Linked DNA regions of Homo sapiens: region 1 is linked to region 2. The links are chromatin loops, found by intact Hi-C in ENCODE. Cell type or tissue: B cell. All regions are shown on one strand. Links, peaks and the distances in the headings refer to the core of each region. The heading gives the core; the rest is flanking DNA.

The links. Peaks named below come from ENCODE experiments on the same cell type or tissue, not always from the same donor. Only the 100,000 strongest peaks of a DNase experiment are listed, where the experiment ranks them.
Region 1: a loop joins it to region 2, with 8 times the contacts of the local background. A loop is called at or near these places in 3 of 110 quality-filtered maps.

What each region holds. Positions count from the first base shown.
Region 1 is chr22:38,678,826-38,684,196 of GRCh38, reverse strand. It overlaps TOMM22 (translocase of outer mitochondrial membrane 22), which reads right to left and starts at 2,240. Exons shown (of 4, transcript NM_020243.5): 1 at 2,102-2,240; 2 at 1,756-1,874; 3 at 1,201-1,318; 4 at 1-430. The coding sequence starts at 2,218. The coding sequence ends at 356. TOMM22-DT (TOMM22 divergent transcript) reads left to right here and starts at 2,341. Exons shown (of 2, transcript XR_007068097.1): 1 at 2,341-2,471. RefSeq lists silencers at 1,897-1,946, 2,337-2,406 and enhancers at 2,137-2,206, 1,253-2,452. In B cell, for the core only: a CTCF peak has its summit at 2,310; a DNase peak (open chromatin) is centred at 2,266; H3K4me3 peaks cover 1,468 bases; H3K27ac peaks cover 1,303 bases.
Region 2 is chr22:38,753,364-38,758,676 of GRCh38, reverse strand. It overlaps SUN2 (Sad1 and UNC84 domain containing 2), which reads left to right and starts at 2,679. Exons shown (of 18, transcript NM_015374.3): 1 at 2,679-2,914. RefSeq lists enhancers at 1,398-1,537, 3,796-3,865 and silencers at 2,296-2,845, 2,956-3,305. In B cell, for the core only: no CTCF peak of the experiment used is centred there; DNase peaks (open chromatin) are centred at 1,716, 2,606, 3,486, 4,046 and 1 weaker place; H3K4me3 peaks cover 3,750 bases; H3K27ac peaks cover 4,350 bases.

The sequences.
Region 1 (5,371 bases), core at 67-5,066, 74 kb after region 2:
CGTTAATGGTCAGGGGCACATCCCTCCCACTGGCATCGGTTCCTACCCCACAAGGGGAAAGTGAGATCTTCCAGTTAGGAGCAATTTGGTGAAAGGAGTCGGGTGACCAGAGCTGGAATAACCATCTGCATGGCTGCACTCTGGTATCAGAGTGGAGACAGAAGTAAGGATAGTGTGGAGGGCACAGTTGCAAGTTGAGTCTTTCCATGAGACAATGTGGGGATAATTCTCCCCACCAGGTTTAGATAGATCAATGTGCCAAAGTTAAAAAAAAAAAAAAATCCAAATTATCAGCAGTTCAAACACTTGAATTTCAAACTTATCCCACTGAGACAGCTCAAACAGCAATAACAATCTAGATCTTTCCAGGAAGTGAGGGTAGAGCCCCTGGCATTCCTCCTGAGAGCCCTGTGTTAGGTCCTAGAAGTATCTGGAAAAGAAAAGGAGGGGTGTAAGGCATCATACAGGCCTAGAGAGCTTATTCTCACCATACCTGATGGGGCCAACGTCTACAAAAATAATACTGAAAGCACAGTCAGACAACTAAAAGAGCATGGGCCCGATCCCAATCCCCACCCACACATTAACTGTTGGTCAACTCAGGTGCTACAACAGGAGCCCTCAACCCCTGGGCTGTGGACTGGCACTGGCCCATGGCCTGTTAGGAGCTGAGCCACACAGCAGTAGATCAGCAGCAGGCAAGTGAGAGAAGCTTCATCTGTGTTTACTGCTGTTCACCATCGCTCACATTACTGCCTGAGCTCCACCTCCTGTCAGATCAGCAGCAGTGTTAGATTCTCATAGGAACACAAACCCTTGTGAACAGTGCATGCGAGGGATCTAGGTTGCAAGCTCCTTATGAAAATCTAATGCCTGATGATCTGTCACTGTCTCCCATCACCCCCAGACAGGACTGTCTAGTTGCAGGAAAACAAGCTCAGGGCTCCCACTCATTCTACGTTATAGAATTATTTCATTATATATTACAATGTAATAATAGAAATTCAGTGCACAATAAATGTAATGCACTTGAATCATCCAGAACCCCCCCCCCGACCCCCGGCCACCCCCAACCCACCATCCATGTAAAAACTGTGTTCCATGAAACCAGTCCCTGGTGCCAAAAAGGTTGGGGACCAATGTGTTAGTGAAATAACTTGCGTCTCCACCACTGGCAAAAAGCCCAAGGTCTGGGCTCACCTGCCGCTGCTGCAGTTGCTGCTGTTGCTCCATTTGCAACTTCTCCGTCTCAAAGACAACGGGAAGAACCAGGATCATAAAGGAAGTGGTCCCAATCCACAAGGCTGCCCTGGAAAACCTGCAGAGGAAAATCCCCAGAGGGTGAGCATGAAGACATGCAAACAAAACAGGCAAGAACTACCCAGTAACCAAACCTCTCACATTACATACTCCAATGTTTTTGATAAACGTATTCTACCCGCTCCTTACACCATACTCCTACCAGAGACAGGAGGAGCAGCTATGGTAGCTGTATCATCTAGTGATGGCGGTTTAACATTCTCCTGAGTTCTTACAAAGCTCCTTATTCATTAATTATCTCCAACAATCTGAAATAACCCCCACAACTCCCCTGCCAGGTAAGAATCCCCATTTTACAGAAGAGGAAACTAAGAAAGGATAGGGTACAAGCCCAAGGTCACCCAACACGGGTCTGCTGCTTCCAAACCCCGTGTTCTTTCACAGCACCACGACCATCCCATGCACGTACCCAGTGCCTTTGCCCTCGTTCCTTACCTGTACATTTTCTGAGCCACAAAGAGGGAAAGATCAAAAGTGGCTCCGGCCGCGGACCGGACCCTCTCCGGAAACATCTCCGTCAGGCCCCATAGTCTCTCCGACAGGGTCTCATCTAGCTGTGGTGGAGTAGACGCGGGTCTTAGCCGAAAAAGCGACATCCATTCCTGGCCCCGCTGCGGCACTGGGAGCCGCCGAGCCCCACTGGAGCTAGGGCACCCAGGGCCCAGCAGGGCCCCTAACCCCGCCTCCCAAAGCAGCCGCTTCGCTCCGATCCCGTACCACGCGGATCCCACACCCACGAGCGGGCCCGCTTCCCGCTCTGCACCCCGCGAGGCCCTAGTACCTCCTCATCGTCGTCCTCCTCCAGCTCCTCCTCAGGCTTCTCCGCGTCGCCTTTCGGGAGCAATTCGTCCGGGGACTGGGGTTCCCCTGCACCGGCAGCAGCGACGGCGGCAGCCATGACTGTAGGGGACACCGGAAGCGGAAAGGAGGTGAGCGCAGCCGAACGGCGGACAGAGCTGCTTTTCCGGGAGCCGAGGCGCGAGCCGGGCGAGAGCGGCGCCCTCTAGCCCCGGGTCCTCCAGTGCCCGCAGCGGGTCCGGCAGCCCTGGCCTTATCCGGGCGTCGGGGCTTCGGCGGGCATTAGCAGCAGCTGAGAGGCCTGTGAGAGGTTCTGGGGCGCCACCGCAGTCATTCTGTTCAGCGGGTATAGGGTGAGCTCAGAAACTTGCTTGTTTTTCTTTTTTTCAAATGCGTTGTTTTAATTCCAGGTAATAGAGTTCAGGGGAGAACAAAGATCAAAGGGCTGACTCTGGCAAGATTCTGGGGGCTTGTTTTACTTTAAGTTCACAGCTAAGGTAGGAGTGGCTGAGTGAAAACAACTCAAGAGATGATGAGCCACTGTATTTTTTTTTTTAACAAAAGTTTATTCTTAAATTTACAACAGGCTCCAAGACAACACTTTATTCGAGCATAGGTGGCCAAAGATGTGGCCGGGAATAGAGATGTTTAAAGACGAATGGAGTCAGGCCCACCATCACCGCAGGCCCAAGGGACAGTGGAACAGGTCGCTTTTTGTAAGATTTTAGCTTTTTGTTGTTGTTGTTGTTGTTGGTTTTGTTTTGAGACGGAGTCTCGCTCTGTCGCCCAGACTGGATGGAGTGCAGTGGTGTGATCCCGGCTCACTGCAAGCTCCGCCTCCCAGGTTCAAGCGATTCTCCTGCCTCAGCATGCACCACCAACCACGCCCCGCTAATTTTTTGTATTTTTAGTAGAGACGGGGTTTCACCATTTGGCTAGGCTGGTTTTGAACTCCTGACCTCAAGTGATCTGCCCGCCTCGGCCTCCCAAAGTGCTGGCATTACAGGCATCAGCCACCGCACCTGGCCTATATATAGTTATATATTATATATAATATATATTTTATGTGTGTGTATATATATACGTATATATGTATATATATGTATATATGTGTATATATGTATATATGTGTATATAGGTATGTGTATATATGTATATATATACATACGTATACATATATACGTATTATGTATATATACATACACACATATACACACACACACACACACACACATACATATATATATAAAGACAGGGTTTCACTGTGTTGCCTAGGCTGGTCTTGAACTCCGAGACTCAAGCAATCCGACTGCCTCAGCCTCCCCAAGTCCTAGGATTACAGGCCTATGCCACTGCGCCCCACCTTGCCGGATTTCTTAATTCGGCCTGTGACCAGGGCCAAAGATTTATCTTCCTTGTCCATCTCCTTGGCCTGCTTCTTGGGCTGTTTTAGAGAGACACTGATCCAGTTTCGTTTTCCTGAGCCATGTTTTACTTGGTAGGAATAAATTAGTGTCTTGCAGGTCTTTTGGGAAAACATCAGGTAAATCTTCCCTATGTACCAAACAAAGGTAAGAGTTAACACCTAAATACCAGGTGCTCTGGTGCCTGTGGGTGTGGGTGGGTGCGGTGTGTCCTCCTTTAATCTTCACAGCAGCTCACTGGGGTAGGCACTGTTATCCCCATTTTAGAAATGAGGAAACTGAGGCATAGTACATAGATTTCTAGTAAGTAGGTGAGCTGGTCAGAAAGTATGCAGATATAAATTTTTGTTTGAGTTTGTGTGTTTGTTTTTGAGATGGAGTCTTGCTCTGTCGCCCAGGCTGGAGTGCAGTGGCATGATCTCAGCTCACTGCAACCTCCTGGGCTCAAGCGATTCTCCCGCCTCAGCCTCCCAAGTAGCTGGGACTACAGGTGTGTGCCACCATGCCTGGCTAACTTTTTGTATTTTTAGTAGAGATGGGATTTCACCATGTCGGCCAGGCTGGTCTAAAACTCGTGACCTCAGGTGATCCACCCGCCTTGGCTTCCCAAAGTGCTGGGATTACAGGTATGAGCCACTGCTCCCAGCCTCTATCAGATGCTTTCATAATAGTACAGTAAATGGAAATGTCCTTGTCCCACACCCTCCCCAGCATTAGGTGTTATCCATCTTTTTACTTTTTGCCTATATGATGGATGTAAGTGCTTCTTTTTAAAATGTGCCCCATGTTATTAAACAGGGTAATTTGATAAACACCTTTAGCCAACTGAACCTGGAATCAGAGACTCCCAGGATGGGAGAGTCCAAATCCTTCTGTGATGCATGAGGATGCAGTAATGAGCATTTGTCCTGTGTCTCACACTCCTTCCGATACAGTCCCCAGGCCTCCCTTTCATCTTTGGACAGGGCATCTCTATCAGACACTTTTTTGTGTTTGTTTGTTTGTTTTTTGTGATGGAGGCTGGAGTGCAGTGGCGCAATCTCGGCTCACTGCAACCTCTGCCTCCCGAGTTCAAGTGATTCTCCTGCCTCAGTCTCCTGAGTAGCTGGGATTACAGGCATGGCCCCGGCTATTTTTAATAGAGATGGGGTTTCGCCATGTTGTCCAGGCTGGTCTCGAACTCCTGACCTCAAGTGATCCAGCCTCCTTGACCACCCAACATGCTGGGATTACAGGCGTGAGTCTGGCCTATCAGACAGTTTTCATGTGACAAAAGGGTACTCCTGTATGATTCCATTATATAAAGTTCAAAAACAGGCAGAAACCAATCTATGATGAGAGGTCAGGACAGTGATTCCCTTGAAGGGGTTAATTTTGGAAAGGGGCAGGAGAGTAGCTTCTGGGATGCTATGGTTCTCTTAGGTCTGTGTTGATTTTGGGTAATTCATCAAGCTGTACACTTATGAACTATGCTTTTTTGCCTGTGTTAAAAAGGTTACTTTTTTAAAAAGAGCGGGGCTGGGTGCGGTGGCTAATGCCTGTAATTGCAGCACTTGGGGAGACTGAGGCGGGTGGATTACCTGAGGTCGGGAGTTCGAGACCAGCCTGGCTAACATGGTGAAACCCCCTGTCTACTAAAAATACAAAAATTAGCTAAGCGTGGTGGCAGGCGCCTATATTCCCAGCTACTCGGAAAGCTGAGGCAAGAGAATCCTTGAGCCTGGGAGGCGGAGGTTGCAGTGAGCCAAGATTGCGCCACTGCACTCCAGCCCGAGCGACAGAGTGAGACTCTGTCTCAAAAAAAAAAAAAAAAAAAAAAAAAAGCGGGC
Region 2 (5,313 bases), core at 314-5,313:
CTGATGCTGACAGCAGGGAGGGAGATGTGGAGCTGGCCTGGGTTGCAGGCAGGTGACTGGAGGCTCTTCCTTAACTCGTGTTCATAGGACGCTGAACACCCACCACGACCTGTCACTGTCCAGTGTCCATGGGGGAGGCAGACAGGCACACAGCACATTCCACCATCACGTGGGGTGTTAGAGGGGAGGCCCTGCTCTCTGGCAGCACAGAGAAGCCCACCTGACAGATGATGGGTCCAGGACAAACCAAGGGCCCAACCTCCTCCCGTCTCCCCGCAAAGATCATGGTGATAAAACCCCTTTGGGATGAAGTAGTTCAGAAGTCCTTTGCCCATGTGACCCTCATGCAAGAGAAAATGAAGGCCAGAGAGCCCCATTGACTTGTCCAAGGCCACAGAGCTCATTGGTGTGGCACACAGGACACTTATTATTATTCTGATTCCTTGGCTTGTGGCTTCATCACTCCAATCTCTTCCTCCATGGTCACATTGCCCTCTGCTCGTCTTCTCTGCCTCTCTTTGGTTTTTTGTTTGTTTTGAAACAGAGTCTTGCTCTGTCACCCAGGCTGGAGTGTGGTGGCTTGATCTTGGCTCACTGTGGCCTTGACTTCCCAGGCTCAAGCTATCCTCCCACCTCAGCCTCCTGAGTAGCTGGGATTACAGGTACACACCACCATGCCCAGCTAATTATTTTCTTTTTTTGTTTTTCTTTTTTAGAGATGGGTGGTGGGGGGGGGGGGTCTCACTAATTTGGCCAGGCTGGTCTCAAACTCCTGAGCTCAAGCAATCCACCTGCCTCAGCCTCTCAAAGTGCTGGGATTACAGGCGTGTGCCACAGTGCCCAGCCCCTATCTTTCTCTTAAAGGGTTACTTGTGTTACACTTAGGGCCCACCCTGATAATCTAGGATAATCTCATTTCAAAATCTTTAGTCACATCTGCAAAGTCTTTGCATGTAGATAACAGTCACAGATTCCAAGCATTAGTACCGAATTCCTGTAGCGACCATTATTCTGCCTGCTCCCAGCCCCCAGAGGATGCAGAGTTTAAGAGGGGCCTGCCTTCAGTCAGCCTGTGGGCATGAGCCTCACATATCCACTCAGCACATCCTGGGAGGGGACCTGGACTCCCCCCCGACCCCAGCAAGGCCAGACCCCCCTGTCTGCCAGGACCCCCGGAGAGGGGGAAGCAGGCTGTGCAATGGAGGAGGTAGGATGTGGCAACTCCATAGAAGTGGTTAGGACAGAATTCTGGAGTTGCGCATCCCAGAGATGAGGAGTCAGAGAGGCCCTTCCCCTACCTGGATGCTGCCCCTACGTCTGATTTGAATTCTCCTTTCATTGCTCCATCCAGCAGACACTCAGACCAGAGCCAGGCTCGGTACCAGGCTCTGGAGAGCTTGTCCATGTCCTCAAAGAGCTTGCAGTCTAAACCTAGGAGTGATAATGGCCAGCACCGTGGTCTCCAGGAGGGTGGAAGAGCAGGAGACTCTTCTCTTTCCAGAGCAGGCAATGGAGGCCCAGGAAAGGGGACTGTTCTTGTCTGGAGTTGGGCTGAAGCCGCTTTAGCATGAGGGTTTTGCCTTTCCTCAATCCTCCGACCCCACAGCCTTCCTGTTCCTGCCTCGGTGATTTTGTCATTCTTGTCTCGTTTCCTCTTGGTACTTTAAAAGTAAAATAACGACTGTTCATCTGCCCTTAGAAGGGCTGGCACAGAAAGAGATTCATCCCAAGCTGTGCACCTGCTCTATCTGTACAGTTGGCGGATGGGGAGCCAAGGAACAGGACCCCCGGAGTCAGGCAGCATTTTACTCAAACGCTGAGCACTCGTTCCAAGTCTGAGTAAGGTAGAAGAATGAGTGGCCAGCCCTGCCTTCCCACAGCTCAAGTGCAGCAAGCACCGTCCTTAAAACAGAAGAGCTGGCCGGGCGCGGTGGCTCATACCTGTAATCCTAGTACTTTGGGAAGCCGAGGCGGGAGAATCACTGGAGCTCAGGAGTTCGTGACCAGCCTAGGCAAACATAGTGAGATCTCGTCTCTATTTAAATAAAATAGAAAATCTGTTTAAAACAAACAAAAAATAGAAGAGCTGTCGTGAAACTTGGGTGCTCTGGGTAAAGCTTGGGAAGAGGCAGGGCCTCCCAGCATGTCTGGAATCCCCAAATTAGCAACCTGTTTCCTTGTCTGAAAAATGGGTGTAGAAATGGCCGGCTAAGAGGACAACGGCACTGGTGCCGGGTGTTGAGCAAGCCCTCGACAGCCTCACCGAGAGTGCACCAAGGGCCACCCGCGCGCTGCCGCTCCCAGGGCTCCCACCCTCCCCTCGGACGCCGGCCTGGTGAACCAGGCTGCAGGCGCGCGTGGGAGCGCTCAGAGCTGTCTCAGGTGTTCTGAGCCGCCAGATCGGGAGTCCAGTGCCCTGCTGAGCCCGAGCCCCAGCACAGGCTCCCGTCGCGTCCTCCCGCAGCCCGGGGTCCCCGCCCGCCCAGCGCCTCCCACGCGCGGACTCCTAGGCTGAGCGCGCAGGGCAGCGGGGCCCACGCGAGGGCGGGGCGAGCCGGGGCTTTGTGTTCAAACCGGCCAATGGGTGGCGGCGGTGGGCGGTGACGGCCGGCGGGGCCTGACCAATGGGCTGCGGCCTGTCAGCGTTGACTGACAGGCGCACACATACAGAGTCGGCCACACGCGCGCCGCCCGGCCCCACTCGCGCAGCGCGGGCCTCCGCCGGCCGCATTGTCCGCCCGCCCGCCTTGTCCCGCGTCGCCGCTCTTCGCGTGCCCGCGCGCCCCGGGCCCGGCCGCTGTGTCGCCCTGAGCGGAGCGCCGCCCGCGGGATCCCCACGCGGAAAGGGGGCGCGCCCCGGCGGCGGCCTGGCCTCGGACGCCCCCGGCCGGGCTAGAAGCCGCCGCGGCAGCAGGTGAGTGCGGGCGAGCTCAGGAGAGGGTTGGGGGGCCGCGGCCCGGCCTGACCCCGGGTCACCGTCGGGCCACTCGGGCGGGGCCGCGCCGCCAGGCCTGCTTCCTCCTCTCCGGGACGTGCTGGGCCGGATCCAGCCTCCACCCGGGTCCGCGGCCCGCGCCCTGACTCACCTCCTGGCCCCCGCCCCGCCTGCCGCGCCACTGGTCAGCCGGGAGGGCGGTGTCTGCGGGCGGGACTTCCCGGGCAGCCTCCCGGGAGGAGGAGGGCAAAGGCCGACTGCCCCAACCCGGCCCCGGGCAGCGCCTACGGGTTTTGTGCCAGACAGGCCGTTTCCAGGGACAGGCAGTTCCCAGCCTCTGCCTGTCAGAACTCAGGGCCTCAGAGGAAGGCCCGTTTTGTTCAGTTCTAAAACAAAACAAAACAAAGCAATGGGGGGCGCGGTGTGACTTAGAGAGCCAGGAGGCGCGCCTTTGGTGACAATTTCTGCAGGTTTGGCCTGTGGGAATGAGGGCAGAGGGAGTTAGCACCGGGCGTTTGGCAGGTCCCACAAGGGCGTGTGGCCTGGCTGTGCCCAGGGAGTGGAAATGTCACGAGGAAGATGCCCCAGATCTGGTTTAAGTCTGAAGATGGATGGAGATGTTTGTGATGGGGAAGGGCGGAATTGAGAAAGGAAGTCGCCCAGCTGAGAAGTGGGGAAGGATGCTTTCCGATGAGCGTTTCCTAACTGATTGTTAGGGAGGAGGTGGGGCGGGGGTGGTGTCTATTATGATTCGCAGTAGTAGATTTCAGCTCCCAGAGGCTCACTTCTTGTTTTGGAGAATGGGGCCTCGACCTTTTTCATCTTGTGAAACCCAGACTCAATGGTAAACTGTTTTGTGATGCCAGGATGCCGCAGGAAAGACTGAGAGGCATCTCTGGGAGTTCTGGGAGGGCGGAGGCGGGTGCTGACAGTTTTCAGCACTCCCCGCTCAACCTCCATCAGAATATTTAGTTCTTCCCAGCGGCAGCTTGGGTATGGTATAAACATGTTGCCTTGTTTCTGCCCTGGGCAAAGGTGTCACCTCCTTCAGCAGGACAGAGGCTAAGAGGAGTCCCTGTGTGGGCAGCTGGAGCCTTCAGGTAGGGACCGTACGGGCGGGGCAGGGAGGGGGGAGGGGAGATTACCTTATAAGGACAGGAATAGAGACAAGGACCCAGGCCAACTTCCTGCTTTTCCTACTACCAATCGGTCCCTTTTCCAACACCAGCTAAAAGTAGAGGGGATGCCAGATGGGCGTCTGACCTGGGAAGATGCCAACAAGGCCAGGACATGAGGCTGCTTGTTTTTCAGAGGAGGACTTTCTAGCTGGACTAACCAGACCTTCGGGTTTCTGCAGCCTGGGTTGGGAAGTGGACTTCTATACTCACCACACAACCCAGAGAACTGGTCATTTAAGTATCAACCAGGAATATTAGAAGTGATCAAAAGTCACAAGCAAGTGCTAGGAATTCCCAAGTGACTTTGTTGTACGGGCCAGCAGAGGCACTAACGTTGAGACTCCCCATGTTGGCAGTCGGGGACTTTGAATTCGGGTGTCTAGACCTGAGTGGTTCATTAATCTTCCTCATGTCACAGAATGCTACCTCTTGCCAGATCTTTGCACTTTGGCTTCCTTTGTCCTCATTATCAGTTCCAGAGCCTTGATTTCTGCCCCACATGGTGACCGGAACTGACTGTAATTCATGCTGCCCTCCTCCTCCCTATTTTGTTAGTTTGCTAACAAATATTTGTTGTGTAACAAGTTTGTATACAGCCTTGTTTTGCGCATGTGTGAGGCTAAAAAAGATTCTAGCTGAGGACACACAACTAGAATCTTCAATACATTCCTGAAACAACTGGAAAACTTTATGCCTGAGTAGAAAGACCCAGGCCCTACAGCCTGTCAGAGCTGAGCCCAAACCCTGGCTTTGGCACTTACAGGCTGGGGACTGTGGACAAGTTACCCATTGCCTCAGTGTCCAGGTTCTTCCCTTGTAGATGGGAGTAATGATACCTACCTTGCTTCTAATAATATAAATGAGGTATACAAGGAGCCCGGTCCCAGCAGACACTTACCATTTTATCATCATCTTACCAAGATGTGGCAGCACAGTGTGCACCGTGGGGACAGACAGTGCAAGCGCCATCAGGACGTAGGTGGGAGCCTGGCCAACTTGGTGAAACCCTGTCTCTATTATTAAAAGAAAAGAAAAGAAAAATCCTTTTGGCTGAGCGTGGTGGCTCATGCCTGTAATCCCAGCACTTTGGGAAGCCGAGGTGGACAGATCACCTGAGGTCAGGAGTTCGAGACCAGCCTGGCCAACATGGCGAAACCCCGTCTCTATTAAAAATACAAAAATTAGCCAGTCCCGGTGGCG